Regions from separate parts of the Homo sapiens genome. Here regions 1, 2 and 4 are each linked to region 3. Evidence: chromatin loops called from intact Hi-C (ENCODE). Cell type or tissue: heart left ventricle. All regions are shown on one strand. Region 1 has its middle 130 kb from the start of FAM120A. Region 2 overlaps WNK2 (WNK lysine deficient protein kinase 2). Region 3 overlaps FAM120A (family with sequence similarity 120 member A). Region 4 has its middle 5.8 kb from the start of WNK2.

The links. A loop is a pair of places that touch in the nucleus more often than their neighbours do. Peaks named below come from ENCODE experiments on the same cell type or tissue, not always from the same donor. Only the 100,000 strongest peaks of a DNase experiment are listed, where the experiment ranks them.
Region 1: a loop joins it to region 3, with 2.3 times the contacts of the local background. A loop is called at or near these places in 7 of 110 quality-filtered maps.
Region 2: it touches region 3 in a loop (6-fold over the local background); 12 of 110 quality-filtered maps call a loop at or near these places.
Region 4: a loop joins it to region 3, with 3 times the contacts of the local background. A loop is called at or near these places in 28 of 110 quality-filtered maps.

The regions. Positions count from the first base shown.
Region 1 is chr9:93,323,006-93,328,005 of GRCh38, reverse strand. No RefSeq gene overlaps it. Among named protein-coding and RNA genes, the nearest start is that of FAM120A, 130 kb to the left of the region's middle. RefSeq lists enhancers at 656-1,155, 1,156-1,657. In heart left ventricle, no CTCF peak of the experiment used is centred here; no DNase peak of the experiment used is centred here.
Region 2 is chr9:93,310,591-93,315,590 of GRCh38, reverse strand. The region is part of intron 28 of WNK2 (WNK lysine deficient protein kinase 2); the gene reads right to left. Among named protein-coding and RNA genes, the nearest start is that of WNK2, 130 kb to the right of the region's middle. In heart left ventricle, a CTCF peak has its summit at 2,820 (motif pointing right); no DNase peak of the experiment used is centred here.
Region 3 is chr9:93,563,796-93,568,795 of GRCh38, reverse strand. FAM120A (family with sequence similarity 120 member A) reads right to left here. Exons shown (of 18, transcript NM_014612.5): 18 at 2,684-4,567. The coding sequence ends at 4,256. Among named protein-coding and RNA genes, the nearest start is that of PHF2, 10 kb to the left of the region's middle. RefSeq lists a silencer at 1,964-2,383. In heart left ventricle, CTCF peaks have their summits at 2,064 and 2,265 (motif pointing right); DNase peaks (open chromatin) are centred at 1,611 and 2,165; H3K4me3 peaks cover 1,498 bases; H3K27ac peaks cover 981 bases.
Region 4 is chr9:93,175,887-93,180,886 of GRCh38, reverse strand. No RefSeq gene overlaps it. Among named protein-coding and RNA genes, the nearest start is that of WNK2, 5.8 kb to the left of the region's middle. In heart left ventricle, no CTCF peak of the experiment used is centred here; a DNase peak (open chromatin) is centred at 3,016.

The sequences.
Region 1 (5,000 bases), 240 kb after region 3:
TCTAATGTGATTTAATATCCTTGTGTAGATTTGACTTAAGAAGATAGAACATTCCATCATACTCCTTTTCTTAAAGACTACCTAGAAGACTAATGAGTGATTTGATCACATAGTTGAATCAGTGTTATAATAAAAAGAACACTTTACTAAATTCTCGATAATGTTCTGAAGTTTTCCAAAAGTGTAGTCTATATAGATCTTTATTTTTCAGACTATTTAAATATTTTTGAGATTTAGTTTGTAGTAACATCTAGCATCCTAGGAAAACACAAATACTGTGTGACAGCTCATATACTTTTTTCTTTTTAATTTTCATTCAAATTTCAGGGTGCTTTGTTTCTCCCCTTCAATTTTAATTTTAATAGCAGCTGTAAACACTTTGCTTCAAAATTATGGTAAATCATGACACAAAAGAGGTCTCAAGCAGAGTTTTTTTCTTTTCATTTTACTATAGCTAGCTTGTGACCACATCTACATCTTGTTATTGCTTGGCATAGCACATACCTTTTATAACAATACTCTTTGTAATAACTTATTTAACTACAAGGAACTCATAGCCGACTCAACAGTAGTATTTTAAGTTGTTAGTTCATATATTAGATGTACACTTGACACGGTTTGTAACATTTAAAACACACATTATTAATTTAAAGCTTTTGATGTGCCACATAGTTTAATATTAACTTGCTGAATGTAAAATGGACTCAAAGTTTCCTTTTGGAGTATGTTGAAAGATTATCAAGGTTATAGTTATTGGTTATACATAATTATGTGGTTATAGTTATTTGTTTCTTAAAAATGAACAATCTTAAAGTTTAGAAACGTAACAGTACTTGGAACATTGTTCTGCATCCTTGTGAACAAAAGAAGATCCAGTGATACTTAGAGGAGAGAGACAAACTTTGGAAGCTGTCTGTTGACTATTAAGAGACTTGTCTTCCTCTTAGAGGTGGGACCAATGACTGGGAGTGATATAGGGAGGATAAGACCTGTCTCTAAAATTGCTGTGAATATTGTCCACGTAGAGTGCACTTTACTTCAGCATAGGTTGTGAATGAAAAGTATATTGATGTGCTAGAAAGGCTTTAACCAAAGGCCTGAGCTTGTCAAGCCTGAGGCCGGCACGTGGCGTGAGCGTGGTGAATGTGCAGCGGCCTCTGCCCGCACCCAGCTCCCCGGCTCTGGGTCATGAAGGGCCGCTGGGCGTTTCTCCGCATGGTGCCTGTGTCTCCTGCATTGTTAGGAGCTCCTGCTTCTCACTCCAGTTCCTCCTTCTCACTCCTGCTTCCTCCTCCAGTTAGGATCGTCAAATACAAAGTCACAAAAGGATGGCTTAGCCGAGTTCAATCTCTTCCTGAACTGTGCCATATGGAAGTATATGTCAACTCGTGAGCAAGGTGGACAGCGTGAGTTCAGTCTTCATCTAAATGCAGCCCTGGACAGTCAAACACTTCACTATTATGCTAATTCATCCACTGTGGACATATCACATTTTTGGTTATGATGATTCTTCATCTTTGAGGGCAATAGACACCACCTATGTTTTGAGAAGGTCCTCGCAGAAGCAATGATATGTGGAATAAACAGAACGTCAAGCCTGCCTGGGCAAAGTTCAGGTCCCTCCAGTTTACTGAGGAACCAAAAGAGACTGCAGTTGCCAGTCTCTCTCCAAAAGCTAATTCTAGTGCCAAGCTCATGGGATACCGGGCACACATGGATTCCAGACAAGCGACCCATGTATTCCACTCAGAGTCAAGGGCATGGTCGTGTTGAGTCAGACACTGAGTCTCCAGATATGCTGTGAGGACAGGACGTCGTTCTCCCAGGAAAGGAGCTACTAGGAAGACAGTGGGGGAGGAAGCGGGTGCAGCAGTAAGCATCCACCTTCAGCCTCCCTCCACCGCCCCCTCCCCTCCCCCACTCAGTGTCTTATTCAGATGCTGCTGGGTGGGGCCTGGATGTCTGTATTTTTTGCAGGTTCCTCTCAGGATTCGGATGCAGAGCAAAGCTGGGGCCCATCCGAGGGCATCGCTTGAGACTTGCGAAGGGGATGCTTATTTCCCCAGGTCCAGCCCACAGGCCCCTAGCCTCTCATGGCTCCTGACCTTGTGGTCCACGGTGTGACCAGCCTGTCCTCCCACCCCCAGGCTCTGTTGTCTGCCATCTGTTGTCTGTGGCTTAGCTGCAGGGTGTAGCTCTCACAGGCTCCTGTCCTGCCAGCTTCCTTGGGGTCCAGCCCCCGGGGAACCCCAGAAGGATAGCAGGGGCAGGGGCAGGCTGGGGCCAGGCGCTGAGCCTCCCAGCTCCTTCCTGCGAGGCCACCTCAGCTGGCTCTGTCGTGGGCTGCAGGCCGTGCTCCTCTTCCGGGGTGACTCTCACAGCTGTGTTCCTTGGGGCTCCTCCAACGTGACCCTCCTGTGGCGGCCCCAGGCCTGGAGCCGGTCATGGCTGGATGGGGACGGCCTCCGGTTCCTGCCTGCGTGTGTTTCTTGACGCTGCTCTAAGGTCTCACCACAGCCTGGCAGTCTCAAGCAGCACAAACTTATTACCCTCCTGTCCTGGAAGACAAAACTGAAAATCAGTCTTGCTGGGCGAAAGTCAAGGTCTGGGCAGGGCGGGCTCCTGCTGGGGGCTCCTCCTGCCTTCTCGGACTTCCCAGGCTGCCCAAGGCCCTGGGCTGCTGCCCGGTCCTCCCCTCCTGGTCTCCACTCAGCATCTGCTCTCCGGGTCCTGCTGCTGCTGTCACACTTCCTCCCCTGACCCCTCCCTCCTGCATGGAGGGACCCTGAGATGATGCTGCATCTGCCTGGCTCATCATGGCCTCTCCCCACCTGAAGATCCTGTCCCAAGTCCCATCAGCGAGGGTGCTGGTGCCATGTGAAGATGACATGCACAGGACCAGGCATTCACATGTGGGCCCCTTGAGGGGACATTATTCTGTCTACCAACACTGCCTTCCAGACACCCACACTTTTGGAAACAGTCCCTTGTGTATGAACCTTCCTCAAAGTCACCCAATTCCAGCACTGTCTGTTTCCCTGACAGGGTGTGCTGTCCTTGGCTCTTATTTCAAAGCAGGTCGAGAAGGGAAACCCATGCCTGTCAACATTCCCTAAGCCCACTGTGCTGCCTGAACAGGTAAGCCTGTGGGGACCGTGGCTGTCCACTGTGGCTTCTGACTCTTGTTACCCTCCACGCAGCCGCAGGCTCCTCCAGCTCCGCCTGAGCTTCCCCAGGGGCTGCGTCCTCACCTTCGTTCCTCACCCTGCCCAGGATCTGGCTGCTCTCGCGTCCCCTGCCCACCCCTCCTCCATCCACACACCCTCTTCCCTCTCCCCAGCCTCCACTCACTCACTCCACAGAATCAGGCTGAGCGCCTCCCTCATAGGAACAGGAGGAAATAGGAAGTGAAACAGACAGGACTTCTGTGCCCAGGTGGCCGGCAGCAATGGGGAGGCTGGAGGGGGATGGAAGGGGACATACATGGGATCCCCTGTGGCCTCCATGGTGCATCGTCACACTCTGAGAAGTGAGACAGGAGGTCCACAGGGAAGGCCACGTTCAGAAGGGAGCACAGGGGCATCAGGCTGACCCGGCCTTGAGTTGGAGAGGTTGCCTACGGAAGTGAGGCTGGAGCAGGGACCAGGCGCCGAGTAGGCATTTGTGAGGCCCTAGGAGGACGGAGCCGGGCCCCTCAGGGCTCAAGGGACCCCGCCTAGTGGTGGGGCTCAGAATGAGGGGAGCAGCAGGTAGGAAAGACCTGGAGAGGGCAGAGCTGGGCAAGGAGGCTGGACCAGAGCATCCATTGTTTGAAGAGATCATGCAGGCTGCAGTGAGGAGACTGGATGGAAGGGTGTTTGGGGACATTTCAGCTAAAACATCTACTCAGCTGTTCACAGCCCACATTTGGGAAATGAGGGGACAAGGATGAGTCTGAGTCCTAGACTGAGAATGAACCAGGTGACTGGTCATGCCAGCCTCGGAAACTGGGACATCTGGGAAGACCCCATGAAGCTTGGGAGTGATATCGTTTTACAACGTGGAGCATCTTCAAGATGACTTTGAGGGTCTCCATGGAGAGGGGGAGAGGCAGCTGGATTTATGGGTCTGGCAGCTCACAGAACCTTGAGCTGGTGATCAAATTTGGAGGGCTTGGGCTCAAAAGGATCAACTGTTAGGAACTGCTATTGCTCCAAAGCCCTCCTGCCCCGGCCCACACAGCCTCACTGGGAGGCAGAACCAGCTGGCGGCAGCTCCGACCCCTGCAGCCCAGGACCCTGGTCTCTGCTGTCCACCACAGTGAGAAATGAATGATTCTTCACAGAGTTGCATGGGACAACATTGTCTCCCCATCCAGCCTGGCCTCGGGCAGCCTTCGACCCCCAGTGTCCTCTCAGGGTGAGGGACTCTTCTCCACACCTCTGCAGGACTGCATGAGCCACCACCAGCACAGTGATGCCTGTGGCATGTGGGCCTTCTGCCCCCTCTCAAGGGCAAGTCTAATAAAGCCAAGTTCAGGGACCACAACCACGATGTGTACAGAGTGGTCACCATTGCTGAACTCCCTTAACCACCTGGAAGGCAGGCGTCCTGGCCCAGGCTTAATTGCATCCTCTAATGAATGAAGACAGGCTTCTTCAGGTGTTTTATTTTTGTTTTTGTTTTTTTTGTTGTTGTTTGTTTTAGAGACAGGGTCTCACTCTGTCACCCAGGCTGGAGTGCAGTGATGTGATCACGGCTCACTGCAGCCTTGACCTCTTGGCCTCAAGTGATCCTCCTGCCTCAGCCTCCCAAAGCACCGGGATTACAGGCATAGGTCACTGCGCCTAGCCTTACCAGCCCTTTAGTAATAAGCACTTTTCAGAGAATTGAAGCTGTTCAGCCTGGAGATGAGGCGCAATATCACCCTGGACACTGGAAGTCTGGTTGGATGCTGGGGTCAGCTAAAAACAAAACAACACTGGAGAGCAGAGGCTGTGGCTTGGCTGCCTTGACCCTGC
Region 2 (5,000 bases), 250 kb after region 3:
CAAGCAAGAACCAACATCACATGTATGGTGAAGCTTGGGTGGAAGAATGGTGAGATCACTGATGCTTTCTGAAAAGTTTACAGGGTCCATGTCCCCAAAGAAAATAGCAGTTTACAAATGGTTGACTTGTTTTAAGAAGGGATGAGACCATGCTGAAGACGGAGCCCACAGCGGCAGGCCATCCGCATCACTTTGTGAGGAAAACACTCATCTGGTCTGAGCCGTAAGTGCAGAGGACGGGTGGTTAACAGCAGAAATAGTGGCCAACACCACAGACAGCTCAGTAGGTTGAGCTTACACAATTCTGACAGAAAAATGAAAGTTGAGCAGACTTTCCACTCAATGGGTGCCAAACCCATTGCGCCCACATCAGGCGCAGAGAAGAGCAGAGCTGTCAGTGGTAACTTTGAACAAGTGGGATGGAGATCCTGAAGCTCTCTTTGAACTATAGCGACATGAAACGTGGCTTTCCTGGTATGGTCCTGAAGACCAAGTGCAGTCAAGGCAATGGTGCTGAGGGCTGGAAGTGGTCCCATCAGAGCAAAAGTGGGCCAGTCAAGAGCACATTGTGGCAACAGCTTTTGGGATGCTTAAGGCATTCTGCTTGCTGACTTTCTGGAGGGGTAACAAGGAATGTAACATCTGCTTAGTATGAGAATGTTTAGGGAATGTTAGCCAAAGCTTCAGCAAAACCCCCCCCGGGAAAGCCTCCCCAGAGAGTCCATCTCCATCACGACAATGCTCCTGCTCGTTCCTCTCACCAAAGAAGGGTGATTTTGCAAGAGTTTCCATGGGAAATCATCAGGCATCTACCCTACAGTCCTGATTTGGCTCCCTCTGACTTCTTTTTGCTTCCTAATTTTGAAACATCTGTAAAGGGCACCCATTTTTTGTCAATTAATAATGTAAAAAAGACTCCATGGCCATGGTTAAATTCCCAGGACCATTAGGTCTTTAGGGAGGGACTAAATGGCTGGCATCATTGCTTATAAATGGCTGGCATCATTGCTTATAAATGGCTGGCATCATTGCTTATAAGTGTCTTGAACTTGATGGTGCTTGTGTTAAGAAAAAAGCGTGTATTTCTTCTTTAGTAGCTGTAACTATAGGTATGTGCCACCATGCCCAGCTGTTTTTTTTTTTTCAGACAGGGTCTTGCTCTGTCGCCAGGCTGGAGTGCAGTGGCACTATCTCGGCTCACTGCAGCCTTGACCTCCTGGGCTCAAGCGATCCTCTCACCTCAGCCTCCTTAGTAGCTGTAACTATAGGTATGCACCACCATGCCCAGCTGTTTTTTTATTTTTATTTGAGACGGACTTTTGCTCTTGTCGCCCAGGCTGGAGTGCAATGGCACAATCTCGGCTCACTGCAACCTCTGCCTCCCAGGTTCAAGCGATTCTCCTGCCTCAGCCTCCTGAGTAGCTGGGATTACAGAAGCCCACCACCATGCTGGGCTAATTTTTTTTTTTTTTTTGTACTTTTAGTAGAGACAGGGTTTCACCATGTTGGCCAGGCTAGTCTTGAACTCCTGACCTCAGGTGATCCACCCGCCTCAGCCTCCCAAAGTGCTGGGATTACAAGCGTGAGCCACTGCACCCAGCAGCCCAGCTAATTTTTATATTTTTTGTAGAGATGAGGTTTTGCCATATTGCAAAGGCTGGTCTTGAACTCCTGGACTCAATCAATCCACCTGCCTCAGCCTCCCTAAGTGCTGGGATTACAGGTGTGAGCTACCATGGCCAGCCATATATTTCTTACTTTTATCTTTTAATTCCATTTTTCTGTGAACTTTTGGAAGCCCCCTTGTATATGACAAAAGATATATGATGAACTCCCACAAATCAATAATAAAAAGTTAAACAAATCAACTTTTAAATGGTCACTATCCTTGACCAGGCACTTTTTAAAAGACGGCTGATAAGAATATGAAAATATAAGAATATGAAAATTGTTTAATTTGCTCTAAGGCAAATTAAACAATAATGAGAAACCTATTACTAGACCTCAAATTCTTTTTGCAAATACAATTTCAACTACAATGTCCTACACAGAATATTTAAAAAGTCACAAGAAAAGACAAGGCAATATAAAGAAAAACTAGGACAAAGAGCAAACAAAAACTAAAAAATATTATGTGAAGGAGATACAAGATAGAGAATTTTGGTAAAGAGTCAGAAACTTTTTTTTTTTTTTAAAGATACAGGAGATACGGTTAAAAAAAAATTCAACTGAAAAACACAATAACCCAAATTAAAAACTGAATGGATAGGTTTAACAGCAGTTTAGACACAAAGAAAAATTTAGTGACCTAAAATCTAAAGCAAATAAAACAGGAAGGTATGACTCATTCAAAGGAAAATATTTAACTGACAAAAACATGCCCAAGGAAGCCTAGACATTGGACTTAGTAAACAAAGGCTTTAAACCGACTGTCTTAAATGTGCTCGAAGAACTGAAGGAAGCCATGGACACAGAACTACAGGAAGTCAGGAAAATCACAGAGGAACACAATGAGGATATCAACAGATAGGAATTATGAAGGTGATCAAATGGAACTAGAAGAGCTGAAAATAATAACTGACACTTACAAATTCACTAGAGGGGTTCACCGGCAGATCTGAGCAGGCAGAATAAAGAATCAGCAAGCTGGAGACACTTACAATGGAAATGATCCTGTGAGGAGCAGAGGAAAAAAGTGGCAGAGTGGACAGAGCCAGAGGGTGGTCCACCATGAAGTGGATGAGTAAAACATTACGGGAGTCACAGGAGAGGAGAGCCCAGAGATGAAGGCTAACTCTTATGCTGCAGTGACTCTCCACAAGGGGGCCAAGACCATTCAAAGGGGAAAGCAGTTTTCAACAACGTCTGCTGGGAAAACTGGATATGCACATACCAGAAAAAGAAGGTGGAGCCCTGCCTTGCCTCACAAAAATCAACTCTATCCCAGCACTTTGGGAGGCCGAGGCGGGCGGATCATGAGGTCAAGGGATCGAGACCATCCTGGCCAACATGGTGAAATCTCGTCTCTACTAAAAATAAAATAAAATAATTAGCTGGGCATGGTGGTGCAAGCCTGTAGTCCCAGCTACTTGGGAGGCTGAGGCAGGAGAATTGCTTGAACCCGGGAGGCAGAGGTTGCGGTGAGCTGAGATCATGCCACTGCACTCCAGCCTGGCGACAGAGTGAGACACAATCTCAGGAAAAAAGAAAAAAAATCAACTCTAAATGGACCAAAGTTCTAAATGTGAAAGCGAAAACCAGAAAACTCTTAGTAGGAAACTTAAGGAAAAGGTTTCACAACACTGGATTTGGCAGTGATTTCTTGGGTATTTCACTAAAGGCACAGGCAACAAATGAAAAACAAGACAAATTTTAAAACTTTCGTGCATCCAAAGGCACTATCAACAGATCATATATCTGATAAGGGATTAATATCTGGATTATGCAGAAAATTCCTAAAACTCAACAATGAAAAAAACGAGCTGATTCAAACATTGGCAGAAGACTTCAATAAATACTTCTTCAAGGAAGACATAGAAACAGCCAATAAGCACATGAAAAGCCGCTCAATATCACTACTCAATTAGGAAAATGTAAAGCAAAACCACAGGATACCACTTCACACCTGAGAGGATGGCTACCATCAAAAACCAGAAAGGATGGCTGAACGCGGTGGCGCACGGTGGCTCACGCCTGTAATCCCAGCACTTTGGGAGGCCGAGGCGGGTGGATCACTTGAGGTCAGGAGTTCGAGATCAGCCTGACCAACATGGTGAAACCCCGTCTCTACTAAAAATACAAAAATTAGCTGGCCGTGGTGGCAGACGCCTGTAATCCCAGCTACTCGGGAGGCAGGAGAATTGCTTGAACCTAGAGGGTAGAGGTTACAGTGAGCCAAGATCGTGTCATTGCACTCCAGCCTGGGCAAAAGAGCAAAACTCCGTCTCAAAACACACACACACACACACACACACACAAACAAAAAAACCCAGAAAGGAAATCTTCTGTTGGCACAGATGTGGAAAAACTGGAACCTTTGTGCACTGTTAGTGGAAATGTCAAATGGTATAGCTGTTACTGAAAATAGTTCCTCGAAAAACTATCATACAATTACCATATGATCTAGCAATTCCACTTCTGGGTTTATACCCAAAAGGATAAAAGCAGGGTCTTGAAGGGATGCTTGTACACCTATGTTCACAGCAGATTAATAACAGCTAAAAGATGGAAGCCACCCAAGCGTCCACTGACAGAACTGACAGACAATCCCGTAACAGGATTCCCCTGAGAATGGATGTGGTACCAGATAAAATGAACTATCACTCAGCCTTCAAAGGAAAGGAAATTCGGACATGCTACAACATGGATGTCATCAAGGGTGCCCTTGGAGGACATTTTGCTAAGTAGAATAAGCCAGTGGAAAAAGACAGATACCGTGTGATTCCACTCTATGAGGTACATAGAGGAGTCAAAGTCAGAGAGACCAGAAGCAGAATGGAAGTTCCCAGGGGCTGGGGGAGGGACAATAGGGAGTTATTGTTTAATGGGTACAGAGTTTCACACAATAAAAAGAGATGGAGATGAACAGTGGTGGTGGCTGCACAGTATTCTGAATTTATTTATTTTTGAGACAGGATCTTTCTCTGTCACCCAGGCTGGAGTACAGTGGTACAATCATAGTTCACTGCAGCCTCCAACTCCTGGGCTCCAGCGATCCTCCCACCTCAGCCTCCCGGGTGGCTGGGACCACAGGCATGTGCAACCACGCCTGGCTGATTTTAAAAAGTTCTGATACATACTACAACATGGATGCACCTTGAAAACATTGTATCAAATGAAATAAACCATTCACCAAAGGGCACATACTGTATGATTCCATTTCTATGAGGTACTTAGAGTAGTCAAAGTCATAGAGACAGAAAGAAGGATAGAGGCTACCAGGGCCTGGGAAACCAGAGGTGCCAGAGAGGGGGCTGAGGAACTAGTGTTTAATAGGGATA
Region 3 (5,000 bases):
TGATGAAATGCTAACCAGGAATAATGACACTGGTCCTCACAAGACTCACCTACAGGGTAGCATGGATACCTGGAGCCCACTGGGCATCCAAGCACAACCCGTCCTGCCTCAAAGCCTTCAACAGACCACAGCACTGGAGGATACAGCAAGCCCTGTCCTCGGGGTGGCCATGGGCTTCTCCGCTCTCCATGGATTCCCCTTGGCTGGGTGCTCCATCCGCTGCTCCTGGCCCAGACCTGTATTCCCAGATAGCCTCCACTCATGGCTGCATCACTTGCCCATGCCACCCATCTCCCCATCTTTTCTCATTTTCTTGCTTGAAATATTCTTATTTGTACACATGTATGTTGTCCCCCTACTCAAATGTAAATGCCAGAAAGGCAGGGGCCTTGACATCTTCTGTCCCATGGGGCCTAGGGCTGGGCCTGACACGGACTCTCCGCAAGTGCTTGCAGAACAAGGTAATGTCCAACCATGCTGGTGGGGAAAGACTGAATACGTTACGATGCAGCCCCACCGTGGAGTCTGTGGAACTATGGCAGAATATGGAATGGTAGGGAAAGGCAATCATCAAATGATGCTAAGTTGGGAAAATGTTACAAAATATTAACATGATTTTTTTTGTATAAGAAAAAAATCTATATATTGTATAGAAGGAGAGAGACCAAATGTTAAAAACAGGTGTCTCAGGATGGGGGAATTACCGAGGACTTCTTTTCCTTTTTGTGTATCTAGCCAGTATTTCTTAAACTTACCACAATAAACACATATTGCTTTTGAAACAAGAAAAAAAAATCAGTAAAACCTATTTTTTTGAAAAGGAAGAGGATAAATGGCCAGGCAGCAGAACATACGACTTGCCCCAGGATATCATGCTGCCAGGAAGGAGAAACACCAGCATCACCATTCAGTCCAGCCCGCACCAGTGCCACCCACAGCCACTGACCCCTGGGCCCATGACAGCATCGCCCTTGGGCCTTCCTCTGCAATTCTGGTGGTGTGGAAGGAGTGGCCAGCATGGCTCCAGCAAGGAGGGATGTCCTTGGCCTCCTTGTTCCAGCCACAGGGTCGCCGGAGCCCCAGCACCCTCTCCCTTCCTCTCTCCTTAATGCCCACGCCTGCACCTACTGGAGCTTCAGGAGCGGGTGGACAGACCCAACTTGGAGCTAAGGGTTGGGTTCCAGCCCAGTCCCTGCTGAGAGTGACCTAAAGCAAGCTGTGCTGCTCTCTCACCTACAGCAATTGCAACTAAGAGATGAGAACCACCGGAAAGAAGGAGCACCTGCTTGTCAGGGAGCAGAGAGGGACCCTTGACATGCGCGCGCTCCTGCTGCTGAGACTGTACTGTTCAGAAACCTGTCCCTCTCCCCTCTTAAAGCCAGAGGGCTCTCCCTGTCAGTTTGCTATTCTCAAGTGGCGTGGGCCTGCCCCTTGAGAGAGGGAAGAAAAGCGCGTGGTTGTCACGGTGGGAGAGGTACTGCCTAGCAATGGATGGTGGAAGCTGGTGGGCCTGGAAAGTGTTCCTCCACAACGCTGTCCCTCTGCCAGGCACGTGCGATCCAGAGTGGGTTAGACTGGTTCCCGTCACAGGCAGGGTCCTCAGTGGAATGGTGTTTTTGAAAGATGGAGCGTCCGGGCGCCCCCATCTTCTCACAGCACAGAGAAGGGGCTGGCTGGCCCGCCACCGGGAGGCTGGCGCAGAGGGACTCAGCCGTGGCCCCGGAACAGCGGGCCACCGTCAGGAACCGGCGAGTCAGGGTGGGAAGAGGCCCTGGAGTGAGCGAGGCTAGCTTCACTTCCTTCAAACTCTGAAGGCCCACCCCATAAAAAGAAGGGGTAAATTCGTCTGGGGTCTGAACAGCCAGGACCAAGAGCGCTCTCAGGCTGCTAGTTGGAGAAACTGGCTCGGCTCGGGCCTTGCTGGGACTCGGGCTCCCAGGGTCTGCTCGGTCTCTCTCGGGGCACTCGGGTCTTTGCTGGGCCCGGCGCCGGCCCCGCACAGAGAACCGGCTTCAACGGCGCAGTCTCAGCCTCCGGGAGGAAAAAGCTGGGAGTAGGCCTCACTGACACGGCCCCGCCTCGCGGGCTGCGCGCGCACCGGGACCTGCGCGGTGGCGGACGGGGAAGCGCCACGCAAGGCCCCGCCCCGCCCTTCCACAGGAAGGAAACGCGCCCCCGGGCGAGCGCCAGCCCCTCCCTGGAGCGGGATCGCCGCAGCTCTCCTGGCCGCCTCCGGCGCCGTTAGCCCACCATCCCCCGCTAGAGGGCAGCACGGGGCGCTTTCTCCAGGCGCTCGGCGGACCTGGGTACGGGGACCTCATATCAGGCTGCAGAGAAGAGCCTTCAGTCAAAAGGATGGCATGAAAAACGGACTATACTTGTAACATCCAGCTTTTAAAACGTGGTGGAGTCAAATTTATTGCTTCCTCAGGGCTTAAAAAAACCTCTTCTGTAAGTCTGCTTTATCAAACAGAATTTTTTTATCCCCTTGGTTGCTTGAAACTGAGCTATCAAACAAATTAATCATATATTAATGTCCCTCTAAGCCGGAAACCTGGAATTACTTTGAAAAGGTAAAATATTTTTCAACTTTGGTTTTCTGATCTTTTCAGTAGTTGTTTCGATTTGAATTAAACCTCTATAAAATTAGCTTTTACAAGTGAATTTAAAAGCCACGCCATACTTTATACTAAAAGAATAAAGATTTTTATTAAGCATTGTAAGTTGCATTCAATAGCCTTCAGATACACCACACCACAATCCATCGACAGTCAATCAAACCCAACAGCAGTTCATTCTTGCACAATCCATGAGTTAGGGCAAAACTCCCTTCAACTTACAGTAAGATCCTACTTAGCTCTTGCGGGCAGGGGTTGGGGAATTACACCTCATTTCTGATCACTAATGTGATGAAGAGCATCAGAAGTATATGAAAACGATAAGAAGTGATTCTGATTTCAAAGTACATTGTTTGGAAACATTAACAAAAACATCAAAATGATAGAAGTATACCTGCTTCTACTAAATTCTTGATGGGAAAGTTCTCAAGAACAAGCAATTTGTTTCCTGCTACAGAAGGGGGGGGTGGTTTTTTTTTTTTTAAGATCAAAGGGTTTTTTTTCACAGAATTTCATATTTGCTAATATGAAGGCATAAAACAGCAACAAAGAACAATAATGCATACAGCAGTGAATACACCAGGGTAATGTTGATATTCGAAACGGCTAGATAATTTTTGGGGGGCTTTAGAATAAATGCAACAGAGGTCAATAATCACAAAATTTTAAGGTTAGAGCAAGATCAGTCAATGACTAAACAGAGTTAACATCTTTTATAGGACTATTACTGATTATTAGCATTTTTGTTTTGCAAATGGGCACATACTGTTAAGAATGGAAGAAAGGACGATAACATGCATATTAACTACACACTTTAAAAATTATGAACCATGCAGAAGTTTAGCTCAAGTAGTAGTACTAATGGTCTACATCCGATTCAAAACCACATAGTTCATTGATCACAGATGCATGGTATTAGTCACGAAAGTTTCAGAACACATTGTGTTGATTTTGAAAGGTCATTTGCATCTTCTATGATTTCAACTTTATCTCCATTTAACTTGCTTGTAAAGTATGTATGATGTATTGTATATTTAAAATCAGCAGAACGGCAATATTACTCTATAATTTTTTAGTTTTGATAGTTGCACTTTTTTTTTTTAACACAAAAGAACCACATCAACAGTGATGAAATTTAAGAAAGAAAAACTGTGGTTGTGCCTTATTTCTTTCATAATCATAAAAATCAAAGCCTTAAAGAAAGCTTCATTGTGAAACAGTAATGCAAAATCAAATATAATGGCATACATATGGTGCCAAATGCTAAAAATTATATTTTAAGCTATATATACTTAAAGACTGCCAAAATTTGTTTTCTTTATAGTTCAAGAAACACAACTAAAGGCTTTTGTCATAACCAGTTTAAACTTTATGTGTACTTCATTTTAAGTGCGGGAGTCAAATGCTCTTCATTTTCTTTCTCTTTTTTGTTTTATTGTAGCATTTTGACTACAACTGGTTAAAACTAAAAATGTGTTGTTTAAATCTCTGATATCAAAGAGGGATCTGAATTTCCAAAGTCCTCATTTTTCTCTTACGGAAAGGACAAAATGTACATAACTGCAGGCTCTCTTTCTCTCCAGATATTCCTAAATCCTTACCCTTCCAGCATCCTTCACCCTCTATAAAAAATAAGTTTACTCTTCTTTATTTAAGACAGCTGCCTCCAGAGCAGCTTCTCTGCGGCAAGCGCTGTCTGTACTTAGTGCATTTAAATGAGGATTTGTATTGCACGTTTTAGAGTCATTATTCAAGGCACTTTCAGAGTGGCTGGGGGCCCTGGCGTCACCCGTGCTCCCGTTCATCTGGGGAGCCGGCTTCTCCTCGGCCATCACTCCGTTTTCAGCCAGGGACCCGTCTGAAGACATAGCAGAGGACTTCGATTCCCCAGATTTTGACTTAAGTTCTTTGGCCACTTCTTCTGCTGAAGCAGCATAAGGAGGTCTGCCCTGTTTAAAATGAAGGACAACAAATGAGAAGGTGGTTTCTGATAAACAGAAGAGAGAGGATGCCAATTTTGGCCTAATGACACTCTCTGCAGATTCAAGAGCAGAAAATGCCCAGCTGGGTCCTTCTAACCCTGTCTTTGCTTTGACTTTTGGGCGGTAGATGCTCTACCTGTCTCAGTCAGTTCCCTCCATGGCCCCTTCCCTCAACTCCTCTGTAGTTAACACCCTGAAAATGAGGGAGATTCCCCCTTCAGGAGCTCTGTCTAATCCTTTGTATGGCACTAAATTGTTTAAAGTAACAAATGCCCCTCAATAAGTCCTCTCTAAAATTGCGACTGTTCCCACTGCCACAAAACAAACAGGGTCTCCCACATCTGCCTGTGATGTGCAGCAGCACACACACCCCATTTCTACTGGGGAAATACAGTCATTG
Region 4 (5,000 bases), 390 kb after region 3:
ATCTAGTGCTCAGGTCCAGTGTGGCCAGGCCACTTGCCTGAGTGCCCCCCGGGTCACACCATGGGGAGAATACCCTGGCAGGGGCATCAGATGGGGAGGACAGTGCTGGAAAAGCAGAGCCCAGAGAGGCCAGGCAAGTGGCTTGGGGGAATGCAGGAAGACCTGTGACCTGAGGAAGGGCGTGGGGACAGGATGAAGGCCTGACAGTGTGTGGTGGCAGGAAGGTGGCAGTAGGTGGGAGCAGGTGGGCTGTGGAAGCTCGGGCCCCTACTCCTGGAAGATGATGTCAGAGGATGGGAAGGGCATGACCAGGCTGCAGTGTCTTCCTGCTGTGGGTCATAGAGCCTCAGGACAACCAGCAGGATGGAAGCTCCCCGTGGGTAGGGCCTGAGGTAGGCAGGTCGGGTGGTACAGGATGACACAACGCTTCTGACTCAGCTGTGATGGATGAATGGTTGAAGAACTTGTTTCCTTCCAACAGCAGGGTTCCATTAGAAATGTTCCGAAGTATGACACACAAATCAGAAAACGATCCCGTTTCCTAAGTCAACACTTCACTGTGTAGGACTTTATTTGCGATTCTAGTGGAGAGGTGAGATTTGGGGTGACGCTCAGTTCTGGTAAGGCAGATCATACAGCTAAAAGTAGGCCAGGTGCTGTGGCTCACGCTTGTATTCCCAGCACTTTGGGAGGCCGAACGGGTGGATCACCTGAGGTCAGGAGATCGAGACCAGCCTGGCCAACATGGTGAAACCCTGTCCCTACTAAAAATACAAAAAAATTAGCTGGGTGTGGTGGTGTGCACCTGTAATCCCAGTTACTCAGGAGGCTGAGGCAGGAGAATCACTTGAACTTGGGAGGCAGAGGTTACATGAACCAAGATTGCGCCACTGCATTCCAGCCAGGGCAACAGAGTGAGACTCTGTCTCACGACAACAACAAAAACAAACAAACAAAAACAAAAACAAGAAAGGCCGGGCACAGTGGCATGCACCTGTAATCCCAGCTACTCGGGAGGCTGAGGCAGGAGAATCGCTTGAATCTGGGAGGCAGAGGTTGCAGTGAGCCAAGATCATGCCATTGAACTCCAGCCTGGGCAACAAGAGTGAAACTCCGTCTCAAAAAAAAAAAAAAGGTAAAACTGCAAGTACAGGGAAAAAGAGAGTGCATGGATGTGGGAGGAAGGCAGAGTCACCCTGACCTCCCCCGCAGCTCCTCTGGCCTCAGTTTCTCTATCTGTAGTGTGGGACCCGCTGGGCCATCTCAGCTGCTGGTAGGAGTCACCGTCGGACCTGCATGACCCTGTCTCACGCCCTCTAGCCCAGTGAGTCTTACACACAGCTGCCCTGCAGCATCTCCAAGGCCTGAGATGCCGCCTCCGCAACCGGAGATTCTGCTGTGTGGGATGGGGTGGGCCTGGCCTCAGGTGTTTGAAAGCTTCCAGGTGGTCCTGCGGAGACTCCACGTGCTGCGAGGGTCTGGCACACAATGGCACTCAATAAAAGCTGCCTGCGTGGGGGGTGCACTTGCATGGAAAGAGCAACAGAGCTGACCCTCCATTCCACTCTCTGGCCGCAAATCTTGTTTTGCTGTGCTCCCCGAGAGCAGCCTCATGCCATGTGCCTCTCAGGGTTGCTTGTTTCTCTCAGGGGAGGAATCAAAGTTCAGCTTCTGGAGCCCCACAGCTTCCCTGACTTGGACGCTGACACCCGGCTCCCAGGTGGCCCTGAGGGGCAGACAGGTACCTGTTGCCCCTGGAAAAGACCTCAGGTCCTGCTCACCAAGGCTTTTATTTCATTTTTGTGGGTCAGGCCGGCTAAGCCAGCTCATGTGGCTTAAAGGGCAGATGATGGGGGCCTTGCTGCTCTGGTCTCCTGGCGGAGGCTCCACGGCAGGGTGGAAAGGCTGCAGAGTACCCACTATTTAAAGAACCCTGTGGCCGGGTGAAGTGGCTCATGCCTGTAGTCCCAGCACTTTGGGAGGCTGAGACAGGTGGATCACTTGAAGTCAGGAGTTCGAGACCAGCCTGGCTAACATGGTGAAACCCCATTTCTACTAAAAATACAAAAATTAGCTGGGCATGGTGGCTCACACCTGTAATTCCAGCTACTCAGAAGTCTGAGGCAAGAGAGTCACTTGAACCCAGAAGGCGGAGAGGTTGCAGTGAGCTGAGATTGCACTCTGTCAAGAAGAAACAAAGAAGGAAAGAAAGAGAGAGGGAGGGAGGGAAGGAAGGGAGGGAAGGAAAGAAAAGAAGGAAAGAAAGAAAAAAATAAAACAGAAAATAAAGAATCCTGTTCCTCTGTTCTTGGAGGTGCAGGGTCCAGCAGGGCCTCAAGGGGTTCCGGGTTGACTAAACGGTTCATGGAGGGAGGGGATCCATGCCCCCAGGAGGAAATAAGCAATGCAGTCCTTTAGCCCCAGGGCAGCGGCCACCTGAGGCACCAGGACACACCCCTAGCCTGTCTGATGGTGCAGGACTGGGTGGCACCAGTCCCCCAGAGAAAGAGGACAGAGACCTGAGAAAAGCTAAGGGGCATAGCGGGCCAACAACTGACATCCCATGATTGCTGAGTTGACACCGGCCCATTCATGGTGGAAAACCAGCAGCATCCTCCGTTGTGACATATTCCCAGTGGCCACAACAAATCATCGGGCACAGCTGGCAAGAATTGGAAATGAGGCTGTGTTAGCAGGAAGTTGAGGCTGACATTTTCAAGGAAATACCCAAGGTTGGATTCGCTGGGGACCAGAACCAGCCAGGGTGACACTGGCTTTCGGCTTATGTCCAGAGCAGAGCGTGTCATGTGAAGGGCAAGCCAGGGAAGTGTCAGGATTTTGCTTTCTTCAGGGTATGACCTTCCCAGGGGTAATCTGGCCACATCTCCTTGATTGACCCCAAGCCTAGGCTACCACATGTTCCCCATGGGCCCACAGGGGAGAGTGACATCTGGGCCTAGAGAGATGGGGGAGAATGTGGAGCCACTGGGGAAGGTCAGAGGGAGCTCCGGAGCGGGCGTGCTGTGGGAGGGGATGGTGAACTTGGCTTGGCCTGCTTCCCTGCTGCTGCTAGGGACATCTGGCCGCCAGAGCCAGAGATGGGGGTCTGGAGTGCAGAGGGAGGAGGCGCAATGTTCTAGAACACAGTCCTTATTTCTCTGTTTTTAGTAATTTAAAAAATTATGTAACATTTCGTTTACTCCCAAATATCAAAACACTTTGATTTTTAAATAACAGCTTTATTTAGATATAATTAATGTACCTACCATAAAGCTCATTCTCGTAAAGTGTGCGATTAGGAGGTTTTTAGTACATTCAGTGTTGTGCAACCATCACCTCTATCTGATTCCAGAACATTTTCATCACGTCAGAAAGAATCCCTGTCCCCACTAGCAGACGACGTTCCCCATTTCCTCCTCCCCTCAGCCCCTAGCACCCACTGGTCCACTTTCTGTCTTTATGGATTTGCCTATTCTGGACATTTCACATAAATGGAATCCTACAATATGTGACCTTTTGTGTATTATTTCACTAAGCATCATGTTTTCAAGGTTCATTCATATTCTGTAGCATGCATCAGAATTTCATTTCTTTGGTTTCTTTTCTCTTTTTCTTTTTCTTTTTCTTTTTTTTTTTTTAGATGGAGTCTCACTCTGTTGCCAGGCTGGAGTGCAATGGTGCAATTCTTTTTTTTTTTTCTTAAGACAGAGTCTCCCTCTGTTGCCCAGGCTGGAGTGCAGTGGTGCGGCCTCGGTTCACTGCAGCCTCTGCCTCCCGGGTTCAAGCAATTCTCCTGCCTCAGCCTCTAGAGCAGCTGGGACTACAGGCACATGCCACCACACCCGGCTAATTTTTGTATTTTTTTTAGTAGAGATGGGGTTTTGCCATGTTGGCCAGTCTGGTTTCAAACTCCTGACCTCAGGTAATCCACCCGCCTCAGCCTCCCAAAGTTCTGGGATTACAGGTGTGATCCACCACCCCCGCCGCGATTCTTTTTTTAGGCCCAAATAACATTCCATTGTTTGGATATATGGACTGATGTTTCTTGTTTTTTTTTTTTTTTCGAGACAGAGTCTCACTTTTGTTGCCCAGGCTGGAGTGCAGTGATGCAATTTTGGCCCACTGCAACTCTGCCTCCTAGGATCAAGGCATCCCCTGCCCCAGCTTCCCAGCTGGGATTACAGCCACCTGCCACCATGCCAGGCTAATTTTTTATATTTTTAGTAGAGACGGGGTTTAATCATGTTGGTCAGGCTGTTCTTGAATTCCTGACCTCAGGTAGATGATCCACCCACCTCAGCCTCCCAAAGTGCTGGGATTACAGGCATAAGCCACCGTACCCGGCCTGGATTGATTTTTTTAAGAGCACAAATTCATTATAAAAAAATTTATAAAACCAGGTGTGGTGGCTCACACCTGTAATCCCAGCACTTTGGGAGGCCGAGGTGGGCGGATCACCTGAGGTCATGAGTTTGAAACCAGCCTGGCCAACATGGTGAAACCCTGTCTCTACTTAAAATACAAAAAAATTAGCCGAGCGTGGTGGTGCACCTCTGTAATCTGAACTTCTCGAGAGGCTGAGGCAGGAGAATCACTTGAACCCGGGTGGCAGAGGTTGTAGTGAGCCGAGATCGCACCACTGCAACCAAGCCTGGGCAACAGAGCAAGACTCCGTCTCAAAAAATATATATATATATATGAAACAGAAAAAGCAGAAATAAAAGTGTTTAGGCCAGGCATGGTGACTTACACCTGTAATCCCAGCACTTTGGGAGGCCGAGGTGGGTGGGTTGCCTGAGGTCAGGAGTTCGAGAGCAGCCTGGTCAACATTATGAAACCCCGTCTCTACTAAAAATACAAAAAATTAGCTGGTTCTGATGGCAGGCGCCAATAATCCCAGCTACTTGGGAGGCTGAGGCAGGAGAATCGCTTGAACCTGGGAGGTGGGGGTTGCAGTGAGCTGAGATCGCACCACTGCACTCCAGCCTGGGAAACAAGAG